Linked DNA regions of Homo sapiens: region 1 is linked to region 2. The links are chromatin contacts, found by Hi-C or POLR2A ChIA-PET in ENCODE. All regions are on one chromosome and are shown on one strand. Each heading gives the region's core, a stretch centred on a gene start or an enhancer-like site at or near the end of the contact. The rest is flanking DNA. Distances are from core to core; before and after follow the strand shown. Region 1 overlaps CUX1 (cut like homeobox 1). Region 2 has its middle 79 kb from the start of MYL10.

Region 1 (4,722 bases), core at 2,094-4,593, 360 kb before region 2:
CTACAAGGACTATTAATATGACAAGACCATGCCTTGTTTTTAAAATAACCCCCTCCCCCATTATTAGCAACTCATGCTCATTGTGTGATCAGAAAAATATCAAAAATATAGAAAAAAAATTTAAAAGTATAATTGAAATCCTCCACTCACCGGCAGGAGTCAGACTATCAGGTCTTTATTTCTATTTTTTTTTCCTAATTATATAAAAAAAAAATAGAGTTGTGGTCAGGTGCGGTGGCTCACACCTGTAATCCCAGCACTTTGGGAGGCCGAGGTGGGCAGATCATGAGGTCAAGAGTTTAAGACCAGCCTGGTCAAGATGATGAAACCCCATCTCTACTAAAAATATAAAAATTAGCCGGGCATGGTGGCGTGCACCTGTAATCTCAGCTACTCAGGAGGCTGAGGCAGGAGAATTGCTTCATTTGTACTCCGGAGGTGGAGGATGCAGTGAGCTGAGATCACACCACTGTACTCCAGCCTGGCAACAGAGCAAGACTCCGTCTCAAAAAAAAAAAAAAAAAAAAAAGTTACATGAAATGCAGACACACAGGCAAACAAGAGACAGATGTATTATACATTAAGAGTGGTCTCAGACTGGGGGTGGGTGGGAAGGAGGGGCTGGTGGATGCCAACTGAAGGGTGTGGGATTTCCTTTTGGGGTGATGAAAACATTTTACAATTGTCTGTGGTGACAGCTGTGCAACTTTGTGAATATCCTAAAAGTCAATGAACTCCAGACTTTAAATGGGTGAATTATATGGTATGTGAATTATATCTCAATCAAGCTGCTTAAAACGCGTGTGTGTATGTACGTACTTGAAATCAGCCTATACGTAAGATAGTGTGTTGTGTTTTCTTTCCCTGTCGTATCATGTATCTTTCTCAGTATCTATTACAAATTTTGGGAACTGTCTAAATGGCACTGTTTCAACTGTACCTAAGCCCACATATTATAGATGTCTAGAGTAAGCAACGGATTTGGAGTTGCTTCTCCAGATGAATTGGAACGCAACCTGGGGCTCTTCTAAGAGAGGCAGGTGGGTAGCAGAGTCTGTCCAGGAAGCTGGGCAGACGCCCTGGCTGCTGTCCGTACCGCTTGATGGCCACACAGAGGCTTCTCTTTCTGGCTTAGGATCTGCCTAGGGAGGGCCCCTCACTTCCGAGGTATTCCGACTCAGGGTACCGGGTGGCTGCGTCTCCTGGAGGCAAGGGCTGGGATCTGGAAGGATCCTGAACTCTGTCCTCCTGTCTCCTGTTTGGGTTATTCCCCAGGATGTGGGGTTTGGTAATTTGCACGGCACACTTCGGGGCTATAATGGGTTGAATTGTGTCTCTTGAAAGATGATGAAGTCCTGACCCCCAATACCTGTGAAGGTGACCTTATTTGGAGCTAGGGTCTCTGCAGGTGATCAAGGTAAGGCAAGGTCATTAGCCTGGGCCCTCGTCCAGTTGGATCCAATAAGGAGGAGAAACCTGGACACAGAAACAGACATGTAGACAGGTAGGATGTCACAGAGCGATGAAGGAGAGACTGGGCTGATGATCTACAAAGAAGAAGATGACCAGGAAACCACCAGAAGCTGGGACAGGGACACAGTAGATTCTCCCCTACAGCCAGCAGAAGGAACCAGCCCCGTGGACATCGGGGTTTTAAAACCACTCCACTGAGCCGGGCGTGGTGGCTGACACATGTAATCCCAGCACTTTGGGAGGCCAAGGCAGGTGGATCACAAGGTCAGGAGATGCAGACCAGCCTGGTCAACATGGTGAAACCCTGTCTCTACTAAAAATACAAAAATTAGCTGGGCATGGTGGCAGGCGCCTGTAATGCCAGCTACTCAGGAGGCTGAGACAGGAGAATTGCTTGAACCCAGGAGGCGGAGGTTGCAGTGAGCCGAGATCACGCCACTGCACTCCAGCCTGGCGACAGAGCGAGACTCCATCTCAGAACAAAACAAAAAAAAAACCACTCCACGTGTATCCATGTCATTTTATCTAAACCGGCATAAAAACCAAAAACCCCAGTGTTCCTCCACTCATCAGAGCTGTATCACAGGGACCAAGACTCTCAGTCCTCTCCCCGTGCCCTCTTCCACTAACACAGGGAAATTCCAGCCCAGTCCTGAGGAACACGGTCAGGCCGATGAGTTTAATGAATTCAGTATGCAAATGGACCATGAGGTTTCTTAAAAGAGATGACTTAAAAGATCCTTTTCTAAATGATAAAGTCCCCTCCGCTCCGCAGACAAGAATGGGCCTCAAGGCTGGGCGCAGTGGCTCAGGCCTGTAATCCCAACAATTTAGGAAATGGAGGCAGGAGTTCAAGACCAGCCTGGGCAGCAGAGTGAGACCCTATCTCTACCAAAAATAAAAATTAGCTGGGCATGGTGGCATGCACCTGTAATCCCAGCACTTTGGGAAACTGAGGTGGGAGGAGGGCTTGAGCCTAGGAATTCAAGACCAGCTTGGGCAGCATAGTGAGACCCTATCTCTACAAAAAAATACAAATTAGACAGGCACGGTGGTACACGCCTGTAGTCCCAGCTCCTCGGAGGCTGAGGTGGGAGGATCGCTTGGGCCCAGGGGTTCAAGGCTGGAGTGAGCTATGATTGAGCCACTGCACTCCAGCCTGGATGACCAAGTGAGACCCTGTCTTAAAAAAAAACAACCAGAATGACCCTGAAGTTGGAGTTTAGTCCATCCTCCCTCTGCAGCTCACCCAGTCTGTGGTAGGTTGTCCCTTTGTGTGACTTCCCTGCTGCAGCCAGTGACTTCCTAGTTCCGTGCTTTGCTTACTTGGAACACCCTTCGCTAACCTCTCCGTCCACTCAAAACCTATCTATGCTGCAAGACCCAATGCACACATCACTTCCTCCAGACCTCGAGCTGGGTTCCTGGGCTGTTCTGAGTCTAGAGGGAGGGAGGGAGCCTGGGCTTTGACTGCCAGCCCCACCTCCTCTGCACGAGGAGGGGACAGCAGCAGCCTCCAGGGCCTGGACGAGTCACTGACCTACCCTGGCAAGGGCCCCAGTACCAGACACAACACAGTGACTCTGCCACACAGAACAGCTTCCCCCCAGGTGTCCACATGGCTACCAGCCAGGAAGAGCATCCGTGGGAGGGAGGGAGGAAGGGACAGTGTCCTGCTCACCTTCATGCCCCCCACACACCCGCCTGACTCCCTGCAGGGAGCTCAGCCCATCCACTGCATGCCTTGGAGGTACAAGCCAAGGCTTGGTAACACAGCTCCCTCTGAGAAGGGGAGGGATCTGTGAATGAGCAAACGTCTAAGGTGAGGTCTTAAGGCAAGAATTGCTGAAGAGAGAATCCTAGGCTAGAATTCCAGCTACCTCGTGCCTGCCTGCACGTTAGCTTGAGGTAGGTACCGTGCCCTTAAAACCATTTAGAGCCGGCACCGTTGCTCATGCCTGTAATCCCAGCACTTTGGGAGGCCAAGGTGGGAGAGTCGCTTGAGCCCAGGAGTTCAAGACCAACCTGGGCAACACAGCAAAACTCCGTTTCACACACACTCTCACACAGACACAAAACTATTTGGAAGAAGCTAAACCAGGACGGATCTAGAGACGGTTAGACACTGGCCTGCAGCCTTGGGTAAAACCTGTCCTGCTCTGAGGGATCAGCCTCTTTTTCAGGCTCACCTCCTGCCATGCCTCACACTCCTGCCACACCCAGTCACTCCCAGTTCCCAGAACACATGAGCAATTTCCCCTCCGCCTGGAAGGCGCCTCCCAGGAATGCTACCCTGATCTGCAGGCTCAGAGCAGCTCCATCTCCCAGCCGCGGCCCCTCCCACCACCACCTGGGGCTGTCCTGGAGTTCTAGGATGACAGATAAGGCTGCCTGACTCAGGGATACTGAATTCCTGGAAAACTAAGCTGTAGCATCAACTGTTTTTCCTCCCGACCACGGGCACGCAGTGGGTGTTTAATATGCTTTTAATATCTTCCGCAATGGCCAACTGCATGGTCTGCAGATGTGACCCAAGGGTTCAGGAATCCAGGTTTAAATATTTATGAAAATGCTCAATATGTAAAGGGTTCTTGACAAGGCACGGTGGCTCACGCCTGTAATCCCAGCACTTTGGGAGGCCAAGGTGGGTGGATCACTTGAGGTCAGGAGTTCGAGACCAGCCTGGCCAACATGGTGAAACCTCGTCTCTCTTGACTAAAACTATAAAAATTAGCTGGGTGTGGTGGCAGGCGCCTGTAATTCCAGCTACTTGGGAGGCTGAGGCAGGAGAATGGCGTGAACTCGGGAGGCCGCGCTTGCAGTGAGCCAAGATCGTGCCATTGCACTTCAGCCTGGGCGACAGAGTGAGACTCCGTCTCAAAAAAAAAAAAAAAAAAAAAAAGAAAAGGAAATACTTAATATGTAAAGAGTTCTCTGTGTAGTAAGCATCTGTTTTGTGTGCTGTGAGATGATGACAGCCACTTGGCTGGCAGTAGCTCCTGGGAGGTGTCTTTCTCCACTGTACACACCCAACAGCGCTCTCCAGCTGTCTTCCTGCAGTGACCCGCACATCTGCACTAATGGCCGCTACTGGATTCCACGGTTATGTTTTCAGCAACATCACTTTCATAAGGCTGAGTTTTTTTTTTTTTAATGTAGTGTTACATTTATTTATTTATTTAGAGACGGAATCTCGCTCTGTCACCCAGGCTGGAGTGCAATGGTGCGATCTTGGCTCACTGCAACCTC
Region 2 (4,981 bases), core at 1,528-4,027:
GTTGTCTACTGGTGACTTTCCTATTTCCTTCTTTTCTTGTACACATATTAATCAGAATTCTACTGTATGAAAGAGCGGTCCTTCTGTCCCCATTTATTTAGCTATGCAATTATTTATTAAGTATGGTATAGCCCCTCTTTTATTATTTTTTTATTTTTTGAGATGGAGTCTCTCTCTTGTTGCCCAGGCTGGAGTGTAATGGCACGACCTTGGCTCATTGCAACCTCCCCCTCCCAGGTTCAAGTGATTCTCCTGCCTCAGCCTCCCGAGTAGCTGGGATAACAGGTGTGCGCCACCACGCCCGGCTAATTTTTTGTATTTTTAGTAGAGACGGGGTTTCACCATGTTGACCAGGCTGGCCTCAAACTCCTGACATCAGGTGATCCACCCACCTCAGCCTCCCAAAGTGCTGGGATTACAAGCATGAGCCACCACCCCCGGCTAGCCCCTCTTTTAATCTCTATTAAATCTTGCTACCTGGGGAACCAAGCATCACTATTGCAATTTAGGAACAAGGAAACGTGGCTGGGAGTTACATCAATCACATGCCTAAGGTCTCACAGCTGGTAAATGGCCAAGAAGGGACACAAAGTTACCCCGGCCCAGCTCAGTGGCACATGCCTGTAGTCCCAGCTACTCAGGAGGCTGAGGTAGGAGCATCATTTGAGCCCGAGAGGTCAAGGCTGTAGGGAGCTGTGATTGCACCACTGCACTCCAGCCTGGGTGATAGAGCAAGACTCTGTCTCTAAAAAAAAGTAACCCCAGATTTGGTTCCCATCCATCTTTTTTTTTTTTTTTTTTTTTTTTTTTTTTTTTTTATGGAATCTCCCTCTGTCACCCAGGCTGGAGTACAGTGGTGTGAGATTTCTGTTCGCTGCAACCTCGGCCTCCTGGGCTCAAACGATTCTCCTGCTGAAGCCTCCTGAATAGCCGGGATTACAGGCGCCTGCCACCACGCCCAGCTATTTTTTTGTATTTTTAGTAGAGACGGGGTTTCACCATGTTGGCCAGGCTGGTCTCGAACTCCTGACCTCCCCAAGTGCTGGGATTACAGGCATGAGCCATTGTGCCCAGCCCCCATCCATCTTTTGAAACTGGTCCACAACTGCAACCTCTTACCAACCCTCTGCCTCCAGTCCTGGCCTCGTAACCCACATTTCCCCTTAGCGCATCAAAGCACTTTGAGTCCTTCTGGTGGCTCCTTGTGTGCTCTGGATGGTGCTCGGACTCCATAGCCCAGGTGCAAAGGCCCTTTAGGATCTGGCCTCGGGCCTCCTGTCTCCCGCCCTCCCTTGCACACTCCAGTCTACTGTTCCCAAAGCCCCTCTGTCTCACTTCCGGACCTTCGCACGTGTTGCTCTCCTCCTGCACCTGCCTCACTCCTCTCCCAACCCAGGGCACAGCATCAGGAAGGCATGGGCCAAGGGACACCTTCCTACACCGTCTGTGTGGGGCCAGATCCCCAGCACCCTGGCCACAGGAAGTTAATATTTACTGAATAGATGAAAAATCTCCAGGTGTGGTGGCTCATGCCTGTAATCCCAACACTTTGGGAGGCTGAGGTGGGTGGATCACCTGAGGTCAGGAGTTTGAGACCAGCCTGGCCAACATGGTGAAACCTTGTCTTCACTAAAAATACAAAAATTAGCTGGGCGTGGTGGCAGGCACCTGTAATCCCAGCCACTCAGGAGGCTGAGGTAGGAGAATCACCTGAACCTGGGAGGCGGAGTTTGCAGTGAGTCGAGATCACACTATTGTGCTCTAGCCTGGGTGACAGAGCAAGACTCCGAAAGAAAAGAAAAAAAGAAAAGAAAAGAGAAAAGAAAAGAAAGAGAAAAGAAAAATCAACTCCAAAGCCCACGCTCTTTCGGCCACCCTGCGTGCCTACCGCGTGCATAGCAGTGAGTGAACACCTGTAGGAAATGACATGAATTGGTGGGAGAAACAGACAGCACTAGCTATGGGAGGACCTGGGAGGACTTGGCATTGACAAAGGTCTACTAAGTAGCAGCCTCTCCCCACGGTCATTTCAGTCCTTTGTCTTCAATATACCGTTCTAGAGATTAGGAAATGGAGGCTCAGAGAGGGCAAGTCACTTGCCTGGGGTCACACAGCTGGTTGGCACGAGAACCACAATTTGAACTCAGGCCTGTAGGATGCCAGAGCACATGTGCTAGCCACTACCTCACACAGCCTCTTCACACCCGCCTATGGGGAGCGCTCTGTCCAGACACAGAACTTCCTCTAGGCACCAAGTGCAGTGGCTTTTTTTGCGTGTCATTTTTCACCCTCGGACCCTGCCTCTTTAAGTGTTTCTGTTATCGTTAAAAGAGCAATAAGGCTGGGCATGGTGGCTCATGCCTGTAATGCCGGCACTTTGGGAGGCGGGCGGATCACCTGAGGTCAGGAGTTCGAGATCAGCCTGGCCAACATGGTGAAACCCCATCTCTACAAAAATACAAAAATTAGCCTGGCATGTTGGTGGGCAGCTGTAATGAGGCAGGAGAATCACTTGAGGTTGCAGTGAGCTGAGATCGCGCCACTGCACTCCAGCCTGGGCGACAAAGTGAGACTCCATCTCAAAAAAATAAAAGAAAAAAAGAAAAAAAAAAGCAATAAAAGACAGCATAATTGGAACACAAAGGCGACGGCCTGGCCAGCCCTCCCTGGGGAGTGGAGTGCCAGGAACTTGGGTGTGATCCTACCTGTGATTAATGCTGCAAAATTACAGCTTTCCGCGTACAGGTGTGTACAAGCCACCGGGTGGGGTGCCGAGCAAACACAGCATTTCATGAGGGCAGTAAAACCCAGGCCTGTGGTGGAGAACCACAGTCAGAGGCTTTCTCCTCTCCCTCCCTCTCCTCCTAACCTCAGGAGACATTGCCGGTACATGGCCCTTTAGCATTTGCAAAGTGCTTGTGGGTGCACAGTCCTTTACAGTTTGCAAAGTGCTTGTCAGTGCACAGCCCTTTACAGTTTGCAAAGTGTTTGTCGGTACGCAGCCCTTTACAGTTTGCAAAATATTTGTATGGACAAGCTCCCACACAGGGGCAGGAAAGGTGAGGGGCTGGGAGCTGCAGATGAAGGACTAGCATGCCAGTGCTGGGGGGCTGGTCATGGGGTGGTGTGAAGTCAGGATCAAGGGTCGCAGCCCTGGACGGAGGACTCGGAGAGGGCAGCAGGGCAAGTTTTGGTCCAGGAGACGGAGGCTGAAGAGGTGTTCCACCGTCCTGATGGCCCAGGAAGGCTTCCTGAAGGAGGTGGGGTGTGGAGAGTGATCCTAAGAGTCCCTCTGTCTTCACTTATACCTGAGCTGCAGCTGGAAGGATGTCTTCATTTTGAAAGGGAGAAGAGGGACACCCACTAGGTCCCCATTGGGTATCAGAGCTGCCATGCAGGGCTTCTCAGCAACTTGCCATGGTTGAGGGGCCTGGGCTCAGCCAGCCCAGCCCGAGCCCCAGGTCTTGGAAACCGGCTCTTGTGGACTTCCTTGAGCCCTGTCGGGTGCCGACTCTCTCCCGATCGTAGAAATCTCCTCCCTATGTAGGAAGCAGAAGGCAAGAGCTGAGCGATAAGCTGCTTCCAGGGCAGCTTGGACATTGGATACGGGGGTGCATGGGGACTTGAGCCCCCAAGGAAGTTCCGCTTTCATCCAAAGCTGCCCCTATTGCCGCAGCCATAGGTCCCCTGGCCCTGCAGCTGTCCATTGGCCCTGAGCACTGGCTGCAGGGCTATGGGCTTTCTTGGGTTCACCATGTGCCTGCCCTGCTCAGAGACTTTCAATGGCTCCCCATTGCTGTTTCCCCCAAAATGGGGGGCAAGTTCCCATGGATCTAGGACTTGGTATTCAGGGATGAACAAACCACCAGACCTATACCTGATAAATATCGATGTTTACTTTCTTGGTAAGTTGTTTATGTTAATATCATTACAAAAGTGTGGATATGTAACATGTTCACACGGTTTGACGTCCAAACTGCTATGAAAAGGCATTGATCACAAGTCCCACTATCCATGTCCCAGGGATCTCATCCCCCTGATCCCTAGAGGAACAATTAGTTTCTTGTGTATCCTTCTAGTATTTCTTTATGCAAATGCATAAAGCAATCTGTATTTGCTGACATAGATGCTGTTCTTTTTATTTATTTTTATTTTTATTTTTTGGGACCCAGTCCCAATCTGCCACTCAGGCTGGACTGCAGTGGCACAATCTCAACTCACTGCAACCTTCGCCTCCCAGGTTCAAGTGATTTTCCTGCTTCAGCCTTCCCTGTAGATGGGATTACAGGTGCCCACCATCATGCTCAGCTAATTTTTGTATTTTTAGTAGAGACAGGGTTTCACCATATTGGCCAGGCTGGTCTCGAACTCCTGACCTCAGGTGATCCACCTGCCTCAGCCTCCCTAAGTGCTGGGATTACAGGTGTGAGTCACTGCACCCAGCCTATTTTTATTTTTTTTGAGACAGCACCTTGCTCTGTCACCCAGGCTGGAGTGCAGTTCCATGATCACGGCTCACTGCAGCCTTGACCTTCCAGCCTCAAGCAATCCTTCCACATCAGCTTCCCAAGTAGTTGGGACTACAGGTGTGAGCCACCATGCCAGTTAATTTAAAAGATTTGTTGCAGAGACGAGGTCTCGCTATGTTGCCCAGGCTGGTCTCGAACTCCTGGGCTCAAGCGCTCCTCCTGCCTCAGCCTCCCAAAGTGCTGGGATTACAGGCATGAGACACCCCACCAGCCTATGGTGTTCTACTCCTTGTGTTTTTACCCAATATTCTATCTGGGAGATCTTTCCACGTCAGGGTATAGAGAGCTTTCTCCTCTTCCTCCTCTTCTTCCCCTCTCCCACCTCCTCTTCTTCCCCTCTCCCACCTCCTCTTCCTCTTTCTCCTCCTCCTCCTTTTTCAACAGCTTCATAGTATTTCATTGTGTGGATGTACCATGATTTATTTCACTGTCTTTTTGCATAATGTGTGAAA

Evidence for each region. Hi-C counts contacts between places; a loop is a spot of excess contacts on that map. ChIA-PET counts read pairs that join two places held with the same protein, here RNA polymerase II (POLR2A). Pooled maps may share reads with other maps.
Region 1: a map of lower leg skin shows a loop between it and region 2 (16-fold over the local background). The contact joins two enhancer-like sites. A Hi-C loop is called at or near these places in 1 of 168 maps with a recorded cell type or tissue (lower leg skin) and 1 of 50 pooled maps. POLR2A ChIA-PET finds 5 or more read pairs at or near these places in 2 of 52 experiments (CD4-positive, alpha-beta T cell and GM10248).

The regions. Positions count from the first base shown.
Region 1 is chr7:102,063,037-102,067,758 of GRCh38, reverse strand. All of the region lies in intron 3 of CUX1 (cut like homeobox 1), which reads right to left. Among named protein-coding and RNA genes, the nearest start is that of SH2B2, 220 kb to the left of the region's middle. RefSeq lists an enhancer at 3,237-3,953. Within about 2 kb of position 3,343, at least 10 of the 41 ENCODE cell types and tissues checked have a DNase peak (open chromatin) inside an H3K27ac peak, as active enhancers do.
Region 2 is chr7:101,705,552-101,710,532 of GRCh38, reverse strand. No RefSeq gene overlaps it. Among named protein-coding and RNA genes, the nearest start is that of MYL10, 79 kb to the right of the region's middle. RefSeq lists a silencer at 4,083-4,262. Within about 2 kb of position 2,777, at least 3 of the 41 ENCODE cell types and tissues checked have a DNase peak (open chromatin) inside an H3K27ac peak, as active enhancers do.